Linked DNA regions of Homo sapiens: region 1 is linked to region 2. A link is a loop called in an ENCODE intact Hi-C map of the cell type or tissue named here. Cell type or tissue: OCI-LY7. All regions are shown on one strand. Links, peaks and the distances in the headings refer to the core of each region. The heading gives the core; the rest is flanking DNA. Region 1 has its middle 260 kb from the start of LINC00973. Region 2 overlaps LINC00973 (long intergenic non-protein coding RNA 973).

Region 1 (11,161 bases), core at 4,812-7,311, 180 kb after region 2:
CTCTAATATCTGCAACAATATGGAAATGGTCACTTTCACCACTATTTTTCAACATAGGACTGGAAGTCCTACCTATACCAATCGGACAAGAGAAAGAAATAAATGACATCAAAATTGGAAAGAAAGAAGTTAAAATATCCTTCTTTACAGATTGTATAATTTTATATTTGGAAAAATCTTAAGACTCCACCTAAAAGCTATTAGAACTGATAAACAAGCTCATTAATATTGCAGGGTACAAAATTAACATACAAAATCAGTGGCATATCTATATGCCAACAGCAAACAATCTTAAAAAGAAATAAAAAAATGTAATCCCATTTACAATAGTGACAAATGGAATACCTAGGAATAAACATAGCCAAAGTAGTGAAAAATCTCCACAATGAAAATTATAAAACATTTATTTAAGAAATTGAAGAGAACACAAAAATTAAAAGATATTTTATATTCATGGATTGGAAAAATTAATAGTATTAAAATGTCCATACTACCTAAAACACTCTACAGATTCAAGCAATTCCTATCAAAATATCAATACATTCTTCAGAGAAATAGAAACAAATTATCCTAAAATTTATGTGGAACTGTAAACAAAACAAAACAAAACAAAACAGGATAACTAAAACCAACCTGAACAAACAGGACAAAACAAGATGAGACACATTATGTGACTTCAAATTATACTACAGAGATATAGTAACCCAAACAGCATGAAATGGCATTTAAACAGACACTTAGACAAATGGAACAGAATAGAGAATGTAGAAGTAAACCATACTTCTATAGTGAACTCATTTTTGACATAGGTGCCAAGAACAGACATTGGAGAAAGGACAATCTCTTCAAAAAGGTGCTGTGAAAACCGGATATCCATATGCAGAAGATGGAAACTAGACCCCAATCTCTCACCATATAAAAATGTCAAACTAAAATGGATTGGAGACTTAAATCTAAGACCTGAAGCCATGAAACTACTAAAAGAAAACTAATGAAACTTTTTAGGTCATTGGTCTGGGCAAATATTTCTTTAGTAATACCTCAAAAGCACAGGATACCAAAGCAAAAATGGGATCACATGAAGTTAAATAGCTTCTTCACAGCAAAAGAAACAATTTTAAAAAATGAAGAGACAACCCACAGAATGGGAGAAAGCTTTTTTTTCTAATTATTTTACTAACTTTTATTTTAAGTTCTGGGGTACATGTGCAGAATGTGCAGGTTTGTTACATAGGTAGACGTGTACCATGGTGGTTTGCTGCACAGATCAACCCATCATCCAGTTATTAAGCCCAGCACCCATTAGCTGTTCTTCCTGATGCTCTCCCTCCCCAGCATGCCCAACAGGCCCCAGTGTGTGTTTTTCCCCACAATGTGTTCATGTGTTCTCATCATTCAACTCCCACTGATGAGTGAGAACAGGTGGTGTTTGGTTTTCTGTTCCTACATTAGTTTGCTGAAGATAACAGCTTCCAGCTATATCCATGTCCCTGCAAAGGACATGATCTCATTCCTTTTTATGGCTGCATAGTATTCCATAGTGTATATGTACCACATTTTCTTTATCCAGTCTACTGCTGATGGACATTTGGGTTGATTCCATGCCTTTGCTATTGCAAACAGTGCTTTAATGAACATATGTGTGTATGTATCTTTATAATAGAATGATTTCTATTCCTTTGGGTTTATACCCAGTAATGGAATTGCCGGGTCAAGTGGTATTTCTGCTTCTAGATCTTTGAGGAATTGTCACACTGTCTTCCACAATGCTTGTACCAATTTACATTCTCATCAACAGTGTAGAAGTGTTCCTTTTTCTCCACAACCTCACCAGCATCTGTTGTTTCTTGACTTTTTAATAACTGCTATTCTCACTGGTGTGAGATGGTATCTCATTGTGATTTTGATTTGCATTTCTCTAATGATCAATGATGTTGAACTTTTTTCATGTTTGTTGGCTGCATGAATGTCTTTTTTGAGAAGTGGCTGTTCATGTCCTTTGCCCAATTTTTGATGCGGCTGTGTGTTTCTTGTAAATTTGTTTAAGTTCCTTGTAAATACTGAACAGTAGACTTTTGTCAGATGGATAGACTGGAAAAATTTTCTCCCATTTTGTAGGTTGTCTGTTCAGTCTAATGACAGTTTCTTTTGTTGTGCAGAAGGTCTTTAGTTTAATTAGATCCCATTTGTTAATTTTTGCTTTTGTTGCAAATGCTTTTGGTATTCTAATCATGAAATCTTTGTCACTATCTATCTGACAAGGAATTAATAACTAGAAAATATATGAATATTAAAAAGTAGAAAAAAATCTAAAAATTCAATCAAAAACGGGCAAACAATCCAAATAGACATCTCTCAAAAGGAGACATAAAAATGGCAAACAGGTATATGAAAAGTTGCCCAACATCATTTATCATCAGAGAAATGCAAATCAAAACTACAATAAGATATCATCTCACCCTGTTAAAATGGCTTTTATCCACATGTCAGGCAATAACATGCTGGTCAGGATGTGGAGAAAAGAGAGCCCTCGTACACTGTTTTCTGGGAATGTAAGTGTATGAAGAACAGTTTGGAAGTTTCTCAAAAAACTAAAAATAGAACTACCATATGATGCAGCAATCCCACTGTTGGGTATATATATCCAAAGGTAAGAAAATTAGTTTATTGAAATGATACCTGCACTCCATGCTTATTGCAACACTATTCATAATAGCTAAGACTTGGAAGCAATCTTTCACCAGCAGACAAATGGATACAGAGAATGTGGCACATGTACACCATGGAATACTGCACAGCTATAAAAAAAGGATGAGGTCATGTCCTTTGCAGCAACATGGATGGAACTGGAGGCCATTATCTTATGTGAACTAACACAGGAACAGAAAACCAACTACCGCATGTTCTTACTTATAAGTGAGAGCTAAACATTGAATACATACGGACACACAAAAAAGAGTGCAACAGACACAGGACCTACTTGATGGTGGGAGGGCCGTGGGTGAGGACTGAAAAACTTCCTATCCTGTACAATGCTTATTACCTGAGTGGTGAAGTAATCGGTACACCAAACTCCTGTGGCATGCAGTTTACCTATATAACAAACCTGCAAGTGCACCCCTCAACCTAAGACAAAAATTTTTTTAGAAAGGAAGAAAATAGTGACAGGAAACTTTCCAGGGTGGCAAGGGCAATGTTCTAATATATCTTGATTGCAAAGTTGGTTACACATTTGCTAAAATTTATCCAACTCTATACTTAGAATATGTACATTTAATATGTAATAGTGAATCAATTACAAATAAATCCAGCAGACTAGAAGCAGCTAGTGTGTGCTGTTCTCATGAAGTGAAAAAAAGAGTGGGGTGTAATTACTAGATCTTCAGCTGGAACATCGAGGTCACATTGGGATTCATCAAGGAAACAACTCAGAATGGAGAAGAACAAGTGGATTGGTTCCCTCAAGGGTGGCATGGAGCCAGGGGAGGCTTCCTTACCTGGTGAAATGGCGAGAGTGCGAGAATTCCTTGTGACCAACACTTCTGCCGTGGGCCTTGCAACCCTGGACTCAAGGTGATCCCCCTGTGAGCCCACCTCACCAGGGCCTGCAGACTGACAGAGACCCATGCGGAGTCTGAGCAGAGCGGTAGCTCAGGCACACATGAAGTCCCAACTCTTGGAGCCTTGATTCCTCAGGCATCCTGGAGTTAGCAGCTGCAGCTCTGGTCATTGAGGAGGTCAAGTTCCCCCACACTTCCCCAGGAAAGGGGCCAAGTACAGGGGGCTGAGCAGTTACAGACTGCAGGCCTCGTCTTTACTGTATTTCACAGGATAAGGCCCACTGGCCTAGGTCTCCAGCCACTCCCCATCTGGGCTCTTGGGCTAGTAGCAGCTCTGCACTTCCCTGGATGGAGTTCCCAGTGAGAGAGGCCAGCCACCATTTTTGCTGTCTCACAGACCCTACTACTATAGCCTTCAGGCTCTAGTGGTGATTAGAGAGTGGCATGGATTTCCAACACAATATAGTCATCCCACAGAAATGGTGGCTAGACTATTTGTTTAGGTGGGTCCCTGATTCCACTTTTCCTCACTGGGCAGGACACCCCAACTTGGGACTCCAGCCACCCCCTGACCAGGGTTCTCAGACCATCAGGAGCTCTGCACTTGCCCGGGATGGAGCTCCCAGAGGGAGAGGCTGGCTGCAATTTTTGCTGTCTCACAGCCTCCACTGCTATAGCCTTCAGGCTCTGGAGAGCAAGTGGTGATTAGGGAGTGTTTTCAGTCCCCTGCACAGTGTAGCCAACCCATGCAAAAGCATACAGATTGTTTTTTATACAGGTCCCCGATCCTGCTTCTCCTCACTGGGACTTCAGCCACCCACCACTGGGGTTCTTGAGCCATTAGCAGCTCCGCAATGGACAGAACTCCCAGAGTGAGAGGCCAGCTGCCATTTTTGCTGTCTCACAGTCCCCACTGCTATAGCCTTCAGGCTGTGGAGAGTGCATTGTGATTAGGGAGTGGTGTGGTTCCCCAGCATAGCACAGCCATACCGTGGAAAAGTGGCCAGACTGTTCTCCACACAGGTGCCTGTCACTGCTTTTCCTCACTGGGCAGGACTTCCCAACCTGGGACTCCAGCACCACTACCCTGCCCTCACTTGAATACTGCAGTCAGAAGCAGTTCCGCATTTCTCTGAGGAGGAAATCCCAGAGACAACTCATAACCTCTCTGCCATTGCACCTACAGTGGTACCATCCTAACTGCCCTTGGCAGAGGAAGGAACAAAGGGCCTAGTCTCTCACCTGCAGCATACCACAGCAGTCATATAGACAGGAGTCCAGTGACTTTTAACTGTGAGCCCCTACTCCCAACTATTCACCAGGAAGGGAAGAGCATGCCCACTGGTAGTGGCTCTGTGTTTCCCTGGAGAGGGGCTCCCAGAGGCAACTGGGCTCTCCTGCCACTGCCACAGCAATGGTTCTGCCCCTAATGTCTTTGATCTGGGGAAGAAACAAAGAGCCTAAGGTCGTCACCTAAGCTGCCATCATACCACAGTCACCATAGAGAGAGGAGCACAGTTCCTCATCGCTGTGAACCCTTGAGTCCCCATTCTTCAACAAACAGAGCCACCATCTAGGGCCAGCAGAGCAGCCACCCCAAACCCATGGCTGAACATTCCCAGTAGCAGTGGCTTTATGTTTCTCTGAGGTCAAGCTTCCAGAGGCAATAGAAAACTCCCTGCCACTGCCATTGCAGTAGTACTGCATTTGCTGCCCTCAGATCAGGGAGGAGCAAAGACCCTCAGTGCTTTAACCACACCTCCAGCAAGCTGCAGTTGCCCTAAGGAGGAGACGCCAGTCTTTCTTCCCCAGCTCCCACACTCTGCTGTTTCTCACCACGCAGGGCCTCCCTGGCTTAGGCTCACAGCTCAGCCAACCTATCCTGTGCAAATCACACTGATTGATAGTGGCTCTGCATCTCTCTAGGGTCAGCCCCAAGAGATAGGTGGAAAACCCACTACCACAACCAATGCTAAGATCCCTTCCCCTGCTGCCTCCAAGCTGAGGACGAAACATAAGGCCTGAGATTGTCCCAGAGCTTCAGTGTGCAGCCTGGGAGTGCCAAGCTGAGATCTTAGGATAGGAGAGGAGCCCATACCTTCAGATCACTGAGAGGGAGCACAGCTACAATCATGAGGAAATACAAAGAAGCCTTCTGACTGGGAAAAAAGAGCCTACCTACTGGCCATTACACTTAAGCGCCACCTAGTGGATCACAGCCCAAAACAGCAACACAAGAAATAACTTGGCTGATACACTCCCCTGTGAAACTAAGGACATGAATTCAGCTACAAATAAAGACCCTGCACAAAGCCTTGGCCCGCTGAAAACATCCAGAAAAAGTCTACTGACTACTCATTTACACTGCAATTAAAGGAATACTAGCCCACACAGATGAGAAAGAACCAGTGCAAGAATTCTGGCAACTCAAAAAGCCAGAGCACCTTCTTTCCTCCAAAATTTCATGTTACTTCCCCAGCAAGGGTTCTTAACCAGGCTGAAATGGCTGAAATGACAGATATATAATTCAGAATATGGATAAGAATGAAGATCATTAAGATTCAGAAGAATGTTGAAACCCATTCCAAGGAAGCTGAGAATTACAATAAAATGATACAAGAGCTGATAAATGAAATAGCCATTATAAAAAACAACCAAACTGATCTAATAGAGCTGGAAAACACACTACAAAAATTGCATAATGCAATAGCAAGTATTAACAGCAGAATAGACCAAGCTGAGGAAAGAATCTCAGAGCTCAGAGACTGGCTGTCTGAAATAAATCAGTCAGAGAGAAATAAAAAAGAACGAATAAAACCCACAAGAAATATGGGAATATGTAAAGAGGCCAAATGTATGACTTGTTGGTGTCCCTGAAAGAAACAGGGAAAAAGCAAGCTACTTGGAGAAAATATTTCAGGATATCATCTATGAAAACTTCTCAAACTTTCCCGAAGAGAACAACATTCAAATTGAGGAAGTGCAGAGAACTTCTGTGAGATATTACACAAAAATACTATCCCCAAGATACATAATTATCTGATTCATCAAGGTCAAAATGAAAGAAAAAAATGGTAAAGTCAGCTTGAGAAAAGAGGTAGGTCACCTGCAAAGGGAACCCCATCAGGGTAACAGCAGTACTTTCAACAGAAACCCTATAAGCCAGAAGAGATTGGGGGCCTACATTAAACATTCTAAAAGAAAAAAAAAATTCAATCACAAATCATTAGAGAAATGCAAATCAAAACTACAGTGAGATACCATCTCACACCAGTCAGAATGACTATGATTAAAAACTAAAAAAATAACAGGTGCTGGTGAGGTTTTGGAGAAAAGAGAATGTTTATACACTGCTGGTGGGAGTGTAAATTAGTTTAGCCCCCGTAGAGAGCAGTTTGGAGATTTATTTTATTTTATTATTATTATACTTAAGTTTTAGGGTACATGTGCACAATGTGCAGGTTTGTTACATATGTATACATGTGCCATGTTGGTGTGCTGCACCCATTAACTCGTCATTTAGCATTAGGTATATCTCCTAATGCTATCCCTCCCCTCTCCCCCCACAACAGACACCGGTGTGTGATGTTCCCTTTCTTGTGTCCATGTGTTCTCATTGTTCAATTCCCATCTGTGAGTGAAATTTCTCAAAGAACTTAAAACAGAACTACCATTAGACCTAGCAATCTCATTAGTGGGTATATATCCAAAGGAATATAAATCATTCTACCGTAAAGACACATGCACTTGTATGTTCCATGTAGCAATTTTCACAATAGCAAAGACATGGAATCAACCTAAATGCCCATCAATGGTAGAATGGATGAAGAAAGTGTGATACATATACATCATAGAATACTATGCAGCCATAAAAAGAATACAATCATGTCCTTTGCAGCAGCATGGATGGAGCTAAAGGCCATTATACTAATCAAATTAACACAGGAACAGAAAATCAAATACTGCATGTTCAGATTTACAAGTGGGAGCTAAACAATAATGACACATGGATACTAGGAGAGGATCAACAGACACTGGAACTTACTTGAAGGTAGGGGGTGGGAAAAAGGAGAGGATAGGAAAAAATACCTAATAAGTATAATACCAGGTATTGTGCTTATTTCCTGGGTAACAAAGTTACCTGTACAACAAACCTCCGTGACATGTAGTTTACCTGTACAACAAACCTGCACATGTAACCCTGAACCTAAAAGTTAAAAAATAAAAATAAAAAATAAAAGGAACAATGTATATTTGGTTAGATTGCTGAAAGCTTCAATTATTTAATGATTATTAAATTATGCAATTTATAAGTAAGAAGTTGGAAATCAAAGTGAATGGCTCAGTTACATGGGAAGTAAAACTGCCTCATCGTAGTCAATTGTAGCAATTACGACAGCAAATGAGGACAAAGCCCAAGCAGCTTGTTCATTTTCTCTGTCATGAACCTGAATATTTATGACAATGAATTCATCTGGAATTTCACAAGAAATTAAACCATAACAGAAGTGACTTCTAATTCCCCTCTCCACCAGAAATGATGTAATAAAGTGCTATAAATTTCATTAATGGGCTCGTTTCCTTCCTTGCTGTGGAACATCAACCACAGTCCTGCCAGGTGGGTACACTGATTAAATGCCATATAACCCTAGGAAGGACATTAACGACCACTGGAGATTCTATATAGACATAATAATATGCAAAACTCTAGGAGAATGCATGTGCATGGCTAGTTTAGAGCAAATGTAACATATTTCTTTCATATTAAAAACTAGGAGTTTTTATGAGAAATGTATGTTTGATCTTTGACAACTACAATTTTTAAAAATTGTTTTTAAACAACATAGGCTTATGTTGATGAATAATCAGAGGCTGCAAGTAAAAACATTACAAATAATAGTAGAGGATCAACCTGTGCTTATTTATAATTGACATGTAAAACAGAATCTGACTTGAATATAATTTTTTACTATATCAAATGTGAATTGAAAGTGATTAGAAAAATTTATTCTATCATATGCGTATCAACATAACCCCAATTGCAAATTGATAATGCAGACATTTCCTAGATACCATAATACTATTTCCCCCTATTAATCAGCTTACTCAGAATGCACCTAATAGAGTAAAACTCTGAAATGTTTTATCTCCCCAGATAGACTCTAATTTTTATATGGATACCTTTCCTACCAGTTATTGGCTTTTGCTGGAAAGACTATAATAGGAAAAGTTCACAATGTTTATAATATTAATAATTTAAGCTTTTTTCTAACGTTAATAATAAATTATCTTTTATTAAGGTCTTATAATATGCTCAGCTATTTGATAAGTGCTCTGTCAGCAGTATTTCTATTAATCCTCACCATAACCTTTTATGAAAGTGTTGTGTTGTTAACTTCCATTTTATAGATAGGGAAACCAGGGCATCAGCAGGTAAAGTGTTTTTCCAAAGGTCTCACAGATGACGGCAAAAAGTGGGATCACGATTTATACTCTGATTAGTGTGCCTCCTAAGTTCAAACTACTTACTACTCACACTGATACTTCTCATCTCTCTTACCTCATGGCATAATATGCATTCAGTAGAATAAACAGTTTGAACCTTAGCAAAAATTGTGCAATATTACCTAATGTTCCAAATAATTTGGAAGCATTTTATATGTGTTCACTATAAACCAAGTCATAAGAAATGATTTACTTGTTATATAAACACACTTTTAAGTTGTTATAACTTGACTGAGTTGTTAAACTTTTTATAGTGCGACCTGACAGAGTTTAACTTATTATTTTTATGTAAACACTTAATGTCTTTGTATTTGATCTTTTAGTGTTTACATATTAGCTTGAGAATCTTGGCTTTTGCCTATTTATAGAATCAAATATTCTTAGTTTAAAGGTAAATTACAGATTACTAGTTCAGTATCACATTAAATGCAGTCATCCTCTGTTTATGTTTCCTCCATAACCTTTGTGATTATCTTCAGTAATAAATCTATCAAATATTCTCTACTGTGTCACTATGCTGAGAATAGCTATAACACACATATGAAATTGAGTTCATATTGTTTTATGTATAAAAAATAAACCCACTAAATAATTAAAAAATAGTTTTCTAAATGTCTTTCTTAAAGATTGCCCTTAAAAAGGACTTTCAGTAAGATAAAATATTAACCCTGAGGAAAAAGTGAGTTCCGAGAAGGAATAGGAAGCAAAGATACTTAAAAATATTAAACTAAAAATGTATTTAGAAAAGTGTAATAAAAGTTTCACATAGTTTTTGGAGATAAACAGCAAGTTATCATTCTTGTTTAGGAAAAGAACCAAAATGTTAACTAATTTTTTTACTTTTTCAGAAAAATATAAAGCTAATTAGGTTTTAAAACTTCAAAGGAGAGCACTAAATTCATGGAAATAAATGCTATCCCTTCTAATTCAGGAGAAGAAAAAAGAAAACTACCTTATCAATACAACAAGAAGTCAGGAAAAGAGGTAAGTAAAATATGTTTCATTATAAGATTGCAGAAATAAATCTAAATGTATTAGTAATCACAATAAAATTTCTTTGATTCAGTACAACCAGTAAAATATATAGATTATAGGATTGGATAAAGCTGTAATAGCTACACTTTATAAAAGACACTTGTAAAAGGAACATGAAGATTTAAATGCAGATACTTTAACATAATGAATTAGGAAAATATCAAAGAAAAATTGTTGTCCAAGATGATTTTACATCTGAAAGAAAACAATTTTATGGTGCTTAAAAGTACATTTATAAATTTTGACTAATTTGGGTTTATGCCAGGAATTTAAGGATAGCATAACATCAGAAATATTTACGTGATCCATCACATTAACAGACTGAAGAAAAGTTGTAGATAATTTCAATATATGCAGTAATATTGGAAAAATTTAATAATTCATTATTTTCAAAAATCTTAAAAAACTAGGAATTGAAAGAAACACCCTTAAGTCTTATCTATTGTAAACAGTGCTACAACAAACGTAGGAGTGTTATTATTTCTTCAATACACTAATTTACTTTCTTTTGGGTATATAACCAGTAGTGGGATTGCTGGATCATATGGTAGCTCATCTTTTAGTTTTATGAGAAACCTCCAAATGGTTCTGCATACCTATATGTCCATCAAACAGATGAATGGATTTGAAAAATGTGGTACATATACACAATGGAGTACTATTAAGCCATAAAAAAGGATGAGATCTAGTCATTTGCAACAATATGGATGAAACTGGAGATCATTATGTTAAGTGAAATAAGCCAACTACAGAAAGACAAATATCACATATTCTCACTTATTTGTGGGATCTAAAAATCAAAACAGTTGAACTCATGGACATAGAGAATAGAAGGATGGTTACCAGAGGCTGGGAAGGGTAGTGGGGTGTTGGGTGGGGGGGGGTGGGGATGATTAATGGGTACAAAAACAACAGAAAGAATGAATAAGACTTACCATTTGATAGCACAATAGGGTGACTATTGTCAATAATAACTTAACTGTATATTTTTAAATAACTTAATGTATTTGATTGGTTGTAACTCAAAGGATAAAAGCTTGAGGGGATAAATACCTCATTGT
Region 2 (11,161 bases), core at 3,304-5,803:
TGTACCTCACAGGGTTATAGCTAACACCTGTAAAGTCCTTAGGAAATCATTTGCCTACAGGAGGCACTCAATCCATGGTGTTAGTAACAATAGAATTAATACTGGTAGTGTAGTAACATAGGTCCCTTAGCCAAAGCCCTAGGGTCAGATGTGTTTCAGAGCTCGTAACTTCTCTGATTTTAGAAAAATCAGAAAAGTTATGAGTGGTGCTTATACTACTGTATACTACTGTATACTTATTATATAGTAGTATAATATTATAGTATTATAATATTATACAGTACTATAATATTATAGTATTATATAGTAGTAGATATATTAGATACCATGAGGATATTATGAGTAGTGCTTATACTACTGTACTGTAGTGCTTATACTCAGGACTAGCTACATAATTTACAGGGCTCTGTGGTGGGGGTGGGGAAAGCAAGGCATCTTGTTAAAAAATTATTAAGGATTTCATGATGCCACAGCAGAGCTTTTAGCCAAGTGCAGGGTCATTGTTAAGTGTAGGGCCCTGTGTGACTGCCCTGTTGTTTACATACTGTCTCAATATATACCCACAGTGTTACAGATCTTTTAGAATTTGTCTAGTACATTTTCCAGTTTTCACCAGGAATCTGCCTCCCCACCCCCCACAAAAAGTGAATAAAAAGAAAGGAAAAAGAAAACAAATAAATAAAATATATGTATACCCACAGCAAGGTCTGAGGACAGTATTCAAACACATTAATGCTTCTCTAGGAAAATGTTTGAATATTGACACTAAGTGGAGTACTTGACATGAAAAAATGCTCACCATCACTGGCCATCAGAGAAATGCAAATTAAAAGCACAATGAGATACCATCTCACACCAGTTAGAATGGCAATCATTAAAAAGTCAGGAAACAACAGGTGCTGAAGAGGATGTGGAGAAATAGGAACACTTTTACACTGTTGGTGGGACTGTAAACTAGTTCAACCATTGTAGAAGTCAGTGTGGCGATTCCTCAGGGATCTAGAACTAGAAATACCATTTGACCCAGCCATCCCATTACTGGATATATACCCAAAGGACTATAAATCATGCTGCTATAAAGACACATGCACATGTATGTTTATTGTGGCACTATTCACAATAGCAAAGACTTGGAACTAACCCAAATGTCCAACAATGATAGACTAGATTAAGAAAATGTGGCACATATACACCATGGAATACTATGCAGCCATAAAAATGATGAGTTCATGTCCTTTGTAGGGACATGGATGAAACTGGAAATCATCATTCTCAGTAAACTATCGCAAGAACAAAAAACCAAACACCGCATATTCTCACTCATAGGTGGGAATTGAACAATGAGAACACATGGCCACAGGAAGCGGAACATCACACTCTGGGGACTGTTGTGGGGTGGGGGGAGGGGGGAGGGATAGCATTAGGAGATATACCTAATGCTAAATGACGAGTTAATGGGTGCAGCACACCAGCATGGCACATGTATACATATGTAACTAACCTGCACATTGTGCACATGTACCCTAAAACTTAAAGTATAATAATAAAATAAAAAAAAAACAATTAAAAAAAAAGACTGTAAATATCTTTCTGTCAGTTCAGGTCAGATTTACCACCAAATGCATTTACCACAAACTTAGGAAAACCTTGCAGTTTTCAGAACATTTTGGATCTGGAATTTCAGATAAGGGACTGTAGTGGGGTTTACATTGTGTTTTCCAGGCTAGCCACACATTGGGGGTTTATGTAACAGACCTGAAGGTCAATCTGAGAATATTGAAGCCAAGGGCAATTGGGTTCGAATCCTGTTTTGACACATAGTAGTTGTGAGACTTTAGGCAAGACACTTTGGAGGCAGGGTTATAATGTGGTTCCCTAGGAGCCTTGGCTGAAGGGATGGGAGGGAAATCACAGCCTTCATTTACTGGTGGATGGATGGGCAGCAAGCTTCTAATGACAACAATAAACATAACCAAACAATGCCCACCACCCCAAAAATGCAAACCCAACAATTTGACTTCGTCTTCTACTTTATTTAGAGTTCTGCCTTCACTTACTGTCTTCTGATGCCTCTCATCATGGTGTTAACTGTCATGCTAACATATTTTCTTTACAAATGCGCTCTTAATACAGAATGTGACCAGGGAGTGAAGCTGTGTGATATGGTTTGAATCTATGTCCCTGCCCAAATCTCATGTCGAAATGTAATCCTCAACATTAGAGGTGGGGCCTGGTGGGAGGTGATTGAATCATGGGGGCAGACCCTTCATAAATGGTTTAGCACCATCTCCTTGGTGTTGTTCTTGTGATAGAGTTCTCAGAGAGCTGGTTGTTTAAAAGTGTGTTGCTCCTCCCTCCTGACCCTGCCACTGTTCCCCCCTTGCTAGACACCTTGCTGTCCTTTTGCCTTCTGCTGTGATTGGAAGCTTCCTGAGGCTTCGCCAGAAGCAGAAGCCACTATGCTTCGTGTATTGCCTGCAGACCCATGAGCCAATTAAACCTCTTTTCGTAATAAATTACTCAGTCTCAGGTATTTCTTTATAGCAGTGTGAGAATGAACTAATACACTGTGCCTCCTGTCTAAGCATCCATCCCAGCTCTGTCTTTGGCCAAAATTTGAGTCTGTGGAATAATAATGGGTGCCATTTATTGCAACTTACCATTTTGGTGAACAAAGGGCAGTTCCATCCATGTATAGTAGGGGCTTGGAATCAGGTTTCTTATTGGAATCTATGATGTATTTATCAGAAGCTATATATACTTGTATTATCCTACAATGACTCAATGGAATGATTCCTGAGGCAAGCAGTCTTAATGAAACCAAGTTGATTTTTCTCACAATGCAGAAAGAAATCAGATTAATTTAACCTGTATAATATTTATTATTTTATTAATTATGTAATCTTCTTAGGATATAAAATAAGTGGACAGAATTTTTAAAAGTTTAAGAGGATGGGATTTTAATGGAAAACCGCAAAACACTTGAACAGAAAGAGATGCACAGACATACACTAGAAAAAAATACTATACCTTAATATCCTTACAGATTAAGAAATAAAATAGTTGATAGAATTGTCCTAGTGGAGCATGAGACAATGAAATCATTTCAAGCATGCTGGAGTGAGAAAATTAAGGTCAGAACCTGTATTTCATCCATTTGCATCCTAGAAAATGAGGCTGCCTAAGAAAGCAAGCATGACCAACTCCAATTATTTTTTGCAAGCGGCATGTGCAATTGTGCTATCATTCAATAGAAGTTCAAAGTAGGAAAGTATCTTATTATGGTTGAGAATACACCAAGAAATTTCCAGTGGAAACAACTGGATTGTTAAACTGAATGAAAATATTCAGAAATGAGTGTGTTTACCATAAAGTATCTAAATTCTAGATGCAAAACATCTGAATGTAAGTTATCCATGTAATAAGCAGAAGTGAGTATAAATAATACAATCATTGAGACCGAGAAAGAGGTGGGTTATTTGATAAGAACTGCAGATGACTACTTTCCCCAGGAAAGGTATGCCCTTCAGTAACCACCTACTACCATGTCTACCCTTACTTTTCGGAGGGAATAGCAGACTCTTCATAACTACTAGAGCCCTTTCTTATTTTGTGGGAGGTATGGGATGCCATGACTCCCTTGAAAAATCTGCACTTACCTTTTATGGGAGAAGTCTCATGCTTCACAATGTCTAGAGATTTGGAATTTCTAATTTTTTTTTCATGTTTCACAGTCTTCTTTCCAATCTCTTAATATGGTATTCATTTTACTCTTTAAAATTCCTCCCTTGATTTTACCTGCTATTTGTACAGTACATGTACAAGTTTAAAAATAAGAATAGCCATGCTTATATCGCATGGACTCTGTGCTAGGCACTGTTCTGAATGCTTCACATGTATCTATTCATCTAACCTCACAATGTCTCTAAGAGCCACCTTAATGATTACCATTTCCATCTTAAAAATGAGGAAACTGACTTACAGAGAGGTTAAGCACCTTGCATCACTAATAAGTGGCAGAGCCCTGATTTCGATCCAAGGAGTCTGGTTCCAAAATCTTGCTTAACCACTCATGCTACTGTTCTACCTTAGCAGACTTTCCCTTAGTAGGTTATTTTATTGGTGCCTTTAGTCCTGAATCATTTTATCCCTTCATGTTTGGAAAGTATTCAATTCTTATAACAAACCAGAAATAAATGCCAAAAGCATCTTTGAAATCTTTTGAACTTCTCCTATTTGAGACATTTTTTAGACCTATCATCATGGACTTCACTTTCCCAACAGACTTGGATTTTAACAACTTCAGCACAGTGTTGCTATAACATCAGATACTGGGAAGGCACAATGGGACTCACCCACTTAGATTTCTGTGATGGGGCTTACTTCACACTCTAGACTCCAGAATCTTAAATCTTTTTTTTTGAGGTGGAATTTCGCTCTTCTTGCCCAGGCTAGAGTGCAACGGCACGATCTCCAGAATCTTAATTTTAATGGGCAGTGAGGGTCAATCCAGTCAAATAATTTATTTAACAAATACCTGGAAGGGTTCTTAATCTTAGAACTTTAGGAATACAAAAATTTTTTTTGAGAATCATTGCACTCACATTCTGTATTTAATTACATACAGTTTATTCATATATGACAGTTATCAATTTATTGCCCCTTAGCTCCAAATTTACTCTCCAATATTTGTTCTGTGATAAAGGAAGGAATTATTGTAAGCATCTCCTTTACAGTGAGGATGATGTTCAACATCCTCAGTAGAGGGCACTAGAAGGACATAGGAGGCAAAAGGGGATCTTCTGCTGCTTCCAGTGATTGTAGGGTCAGTTAGTGGTGTGATGATGAAGACAGGGTTGTGCTGTGTCCCAGCCAAAAGCCCAGAATATTTGGCCCCTACACAACCTTGAAGCTCCTGCCTGACCTGGTGATCAATTTCCTGGTCCTTATTGACAGAGACACTAGGAAACACTGCACTCTAGGCCTCTTCTCCTCAGGGTATTTGTTCTTCTTATTACTCCTATGTCTCTAACCACTTTCTGAAGCTCACTTATACTCTCACCATGCCTGGAAGGTTGACTCTGCTTGCCAGCGTGCTGGCCACTGGCTGTATAAAGCGTGAGCCCCAGAGGGTTGTTTCCTGCTTGCTCAGTGACTGCAGAAGATCTGGTCCAGGCAAAGAGGAAACCTCTCTGCTGTCCACTGGGCTGCAATCTTACTTTTTCCAACCCAGACTTGGGGAGAAGTCACACGTTCCAAATTTGGCCTTTCTTTAGTGCTCTCCTCATCCTACGGTAGCATATTTAGCCTTAAAAATATTTTATAGTTACACTTTGACCATAGTTTAATAACTTTGTATATTAAACTTCCCCTGTTTAAATCACTATATGATTTCTGACTCCTGATTGGACCTGAACATCTATATGATAAATATATACAATAAAACAGAGAAGATATTCAATAGATTCTGGTGTCAGACCATTTCCTTTTTACTAGGAGTTTCCAACCCCATAGCTCTTTCTTGATATTCTTCATTTGTTTGTTTCATTCATAGTAGACTTAATTTTTTTGTAGTTAGGTTTACAGAAAAATGAACAGAAAAATGAGCAGAAAATACAGATAATTTCAATAGGACCCTTGCCCTCTCCCTTCAGTTTCCTCTGTTATTAACATCTTTCATTAGTGTGACATATCTGTTAGAATTGATAAGCCAATATTAATGCATTACTGTGAAATAAAGTCTATAGTTTACACCCAGTTGTACATTCTGTGTTTTTTCAAATGTATCTGTCACTGCTGTATCCTACAGAATAGTTTCACTGCCCTAAAAATTTTGTCCCTCCTTCTGACCTCCTGAACCCCTGACAACCACTGATCTTTGTACTATCTTCAGTTTTGCCTTTCCCAGAATGTCATATGGTTATATTGATACGGAATATAGCCTTTTCAGATTGACATCTTTTACTTAGCAATATATGTTTAAGGTTCTTCCATGCATTTTCATGTCTTCACACCTCATTTCTTTTTATTGCTAAATAATTCATCATATCTGGATGTACCACAGTTTATTTTTTTTACTTCCAACTTTTATTTTAGGTTCAGGGGTACATGTGCATGTTTGTTATATAGGTAAATTGCATGTTGTGGGGGTTTGGTATACAGATTATTTCATCACCCATGTAATGAACATAGTACCTGAGTAGTTTTTTGATCCTCTCCCTCCTCCTACCCTCCATCCTCAAGTAGAACCTAGTATCTATTTTTCCCTTCTTTGTGTCCATCTGTGCTCAATGTTTAGCTCCGACTTATAAGACAGAACATGTGATATTTGGTTTTCTGTTCCTGCATTAATTTGCTTAGGATAATGGCTTCCACCTCCATCCATGCTTCCACAAAGGACATGATTTCATTCTTTTTTATGGCTGCATAGTATTCCATGTGCACCGCGGTTTCTTTATCCATTCACCTATTGAAGGACAGCTTGGTTGTTTCCAAGTTTGGGAAATTATGAATAAAACTGCTATAAATATTTATGTGCTTTTTTTGCATAGACAAAAATTTTAAACTTCTTTTGGATAAATACCAAGGAGCATTATTACTGGATCTTGTGGTAAGAATGTTTAGGTTTTAAAGAAATTGCCAAAGTGTCTTACACAGTGACCTGTACCATTTTGCCTGCCTGCCTGCCTTCCTTGCTCCAATTTTCTTTCTTTCTTCTCTGAAGACAACTGTATAATGTGGCACTGCACAATCTCTCTCTAACCAAAGGGTGCAACCCCAGTGTTCTGCTGAAGATGCTCTACCTTCTTTTCTTGTGACATATAGTGACCTCTGCTTGCTGTGACCCTAGAAGGGGCTTTAAAGTTGGTTTGGAAGGAGGATGCTTAGGCCTGCTGTATCACAGGAACATAGATTCTCCTTTTCATTCAGGATTGTGACACTTGCTGTGTAATTCAACTGCAGGATATAGCTTCCCTTCATGAAATCAGCTTCTTAATTGTTGGCAGAATTGGGAACCTTGGAAAATAAAGCCAAAAGGTTATGGAGATATTAAGTGGAAAACAGCTAGACATTTAAAAATATATAGTTCCTGAAGGACACTCCCTGAATGCCTATACATTAGAAGTTCCTGTTGGTTGAGGATGGCTAATAGTCTCCCATAGAAAAGAGCCAATGAGGACTCATCAATATTCCAGAATAAGCTTTGGATTTGGAGGTTTGAGAGAGGAGTGAGTTATGAATATGTAAGGAAAGCTCTTTGCACATGGAACTATTTTATAATTCAGCCTCATGTGTCTCCTAAAGCCTGACAGCTCTCAGTTGACTCTTCTCTGATCTCACAGCTTCCTGCATTCTCCTTCATCCTTCCTCAAAACAATTATGCTCTAGGCATTGAATAGAAAATTCTCTGCTGTTCAACATGCCATAAAATGAGAAGAACTAGGGAGAAGCATTCATTTCTTGCTTATACCACAGAAGAATTAAGATGGAAAAAATGGGCATGAGATTCCATGTTTTTCCTTAGGACAGTATTTCCCTCTGCTGGTGAAAGCCTGTAACTTTTTTATCACCAGTTAATGTAGCTTGAAAAGAAGTAATCAACCAGGATTGTCATTTGAGTCTGTGTTCTGGGGAATCATTTGGTGTTCTCTTGCACATAATGTGTAGTTTTTAGAATCTAACAAAACTGCAGTGGAAATGATGTGTTACCTCTTCTTATTTTTTCACATATTCAATTCTAAAATATCCTTTCCCAAACAATGCTCTGGTGTCTGGGAGAAACTGCATTTATTTCACCAAATGAGCATCTCTCTCTCAGCTTGTGGTTTACTTTCCTCAGAGCCCAATTAATTATAATTTAGAAGGGAACCTCTTTTAATGCTTATCCCTGAAAACTCTCCTCTTTCTCTCCAGAGAATTAATGGTGTAATTGTATTCCATAGAGTTTGGAAATAATAGGTGTCTCACATCAAATTCAGTTGGCATAATAAGATCCTTGTGATTTTTGTAACCTGAAGCTATTCCACAAATTTCTCTCTTCTGAGGAAGGTTAACTCAGACAGTCCTAGAGGAATTGGGCTGTTATAGTGCCTTACCTGGAAGTAGACCACAGGAGATTTCTTAATAGACTCAAAAGAGGATAACTGAGCCCTATAACATGTACACATTTTAACACTAGTGTGATTTTTGCATGGATATTTAGCAAAAAGAAAGAAACAAATGTAAATACAGGGAGAAAAAGGAAATTGGCTTTGGGATTTGACTCACCTCTACATTTTGATGAAGGCAATGGGGTAAATAATTAAAACAATGTATTTATAGATGGCTTTTAGAGTATTACCTGAATGCTGTTGCTACTGCAATGGGCTTAGGTGATGTATTATGAGCATAAATATTTACCTGTATCCTTAACACACTAATAATTATTCCAAGCTTACCTCCTAATTTATTTTGACAGCTTGAATGTCCTCTTTTTGATTCTGTTTTTAACTATGTGTGTTTTTTGAATTGAATATTTACTTTCTCCTAAAACTAATATTATTTTGGGAAGTCTTAAAAACTAATTTTCAAAAAAGGTGAAACTCATGACTGTCAAAGAAATAAAAATGAACAGACGGTAAATATTTTATTCTACTCATTTACCAATGAGGGAACCAGGGAGATGTTACAGCTGGCTCAGAAGAGAATCTGAAGACCAGACACATTTATAAATCAGAAATATTAAAATGAACTTGCAGGTGGGGGCAAAATTGGTTTTTCCACAGGAGGGGAAGGGAAATCAATTGGACTTTTATTGAACAGGATGGAATTTGCATGTCAATAGGCAAGAATTATTTTTGTGTTGTTACCATTTATTTTCAATTTACAGAGTTGCAAACTAGCTTAAAGACAATAAAACAGTTGAATCAGATAATCCTTAAGGTGTCCTTTAAAGTGTAAACTTCCAGTATATTTTTTCTCCTGCAGGAGAAAATAATTTTCTATTTGATCCTCTTTCCTCAATCAGTTTCCTTAGAAAACAGGCAGATGTAAGGCTCTCTCTGCAACTCCTAAGTTTCTAGATTAGATTCTTCTTGTTATTTCTCTCATACATGACACAGTGAAGTTAGATAAGAATTTGGATAGTGCACATGTGAGATGATCCATCGTTAGAAGTCTTCCCCCCGATGAAGTTTTATTTAACTATGTAAAATATCCAATTTTCTTTGTTTCTTAGTTTATATTTATTTTGTTCATTGACTTTTTCTTTCAATTCCATTTAGCAAATATTTTTGAATCACTTATCCAGCGTCAGCTTTAAGAAAATAGAAGTAAGACAAAGCCTCTGTCCTCAAGAAACTTGAATACAACAGATATGAACTTTACTTCATATACTCAGAGATACAAAACATATCAACATGCTTTAGTTTCTTTAAATCAAATATATTCTGAATCTGAGACCCAGCCACCTGTTTAGCAGAAAATTTAATCTCATTCATTACCTGTCTTCCTTGGAATCATATGTAAGTCCCAAGAGTTTTATTGAAAAGCTGATGGGTTTATGAAACTATTAACTCAAGGCTGAGTAGAATAAGAATTAATAACATGGGACTGAATGAACTGGTGAGAGAAGATAATGGTTTTTCTTTGGAATATTGTTAGTTCTTTAATGCTCCATTTTTTGGATATAAGAAACCCCTTTCTTTTTTCTCTTAAACTATCCATAAATTACAATGATTTAGTATATTATACTTTTGTAAACAGAAATGAAACATTTATCTTTTCCCTTTCCTGATCCCTTCAGAATTCCAAAGCTCTTTTTGAATATTCTTATTTTCATGGTAATATAATTATTTACATAAGTTCAATAAGAATCTACCTTTTTTATTTTACCAGGACATAATTGGAAACATTGGTTGTATTAACCAAGGCTTTGACTGGAATGTTATATTTAAGAATAATAGGCATAGAATCAGATATGACCAGACAGATTTAAGGAGTTAAGGTTGACTTTACGGAACCAATGCTTAAAAAGCCCTTCTAGAAAAAATAGCCTGGGAACTAACTTATAGTGTTTGCAGCATTCCATGTGAGTAATGTAGTTTTTATTCAGGCAGGCCTAGGAAACTTAGAGTATTTTGGGGACTTCAAGGAGAGAGGGATTCACCCAAATTGGTAGGTATTGAAGGTAAAATCTGGTGGCAAAGTCTTGGCTTGGTTTCCTAGTCTTGAGAGGATTTTAGAAGTCTAATCTGAGATTCCTTATGAAAAGTTTCAGCAAAGCAAACTTAAAAAGGTCTTTGTGGTCAATTATAGTCTTGCTGCACCTAGGTAAACAATCATGCCAGATCTAATGAGACCAGACTTATTCTGAAGACAAGAATAACCTTACTTTAGTTATCTTTAATCAAAATGAGGGTGATTGTAGTGAGAAATTTTGTATTTTCATGGAAAGCTATAGCATACTTTTCTGAGTGTTCATTGTTTTAGAGCTATTTTTCGCCTCCTGGTAACTCCATTTTACTTTCTACTTTATTATCTATCTGTAAACTAGACTGGAACCTCCTCAACTTTTCTAGTTTCCTCTGAAATCTGGCTACATATCTCCAAATGAACATTTCCAATTTTTCTCCCACACTCCTGACTTTGCATTACTGAGAACTAAAACCTGATTGCCCATGTTCTTCTTGGGACTATCTAAAGAAGCCCTGTATTTGAAGCTAGATGTTTCCATGCTCTGTTCTGAGAAATAACCAAAACTGCAGCACTAATGCATGTATCATCACCAAAGACATTCAAACTGCAAGCCAGGAAATCTGTCAGCTCTCCACTGCCATCCTCACTCCACCATCTAAAAATGCTTTTAACCCAACATAAACTCTTGTCAGCTGGTTATACTCTGGACTCAGAAACTGGGTTTTCAGCTTGCTTCAACCATTAATTTTTGTCTTACTTTGTTTTCCTAGAAACTCTCCTCCTTCAATACCTGACTACTTGCACCATCCAGCAGATATCCTCTACTACCAAGTCTCAACAGATGGTTCAGCTGGTCTTTAATGAACAAAAGGCATTTGTGTAATGGACTCTTATTGCTCAAGAAGAATTTCTTCCTTCCTGAAACATGAGGAGAAACTGACAAAAACTGTCTCCTTGACCAAACCCTAGTCAGTTGCCTATAAGC

The links. Hi-C counts contacts between places; a loop is a spot of excess contacts. Peaks named below come from ENCODE experiments on the same cell type or tissue, not always from the same donor. Only the 100,000 strongest peaks of a DNase experiment are listed, where the experiment ranks them.
Region 1: it touches region 2 in a loop (13-fold over the local background); 2 of 110 quality-filtered maps call a loop at or near these places.

The regions. Positions count from the first base shown.
Region 1 is chr3:99,167,465-99,178,625 of GRCh38, forward strand. No RefSeq gene overlaps it. Among named protein-coding and RNA genes, the nearest start is that of LINC00973, 260 kb to the left of the region's middle. In OCI-LY7, for the core only: CTCF peaks have their summits at 5,759 (motif pointing left) and 5,971; a DNase peak (open chromatin) is centred at 5,757.
Region 2 is chr3:98,986,824-98,997,984 of GRCh38, forward strand. LINC00973 (long intergenic non-protein coding RNA 973) reads left to right here. Exons shown (of 3, transcript NR_186665.1): 3 at 10,947-11,161. It overlaps LOC124906343 (U7 small nuclear RNA), which reads left to right and starts at 564; the gene lies at 564-626. In OCI-LY7, for the core only: CTCF peaks have their summits at 4,764 (motif pointing right) and 4,974; a DNase peak (open chromatin) is centred at 4,778.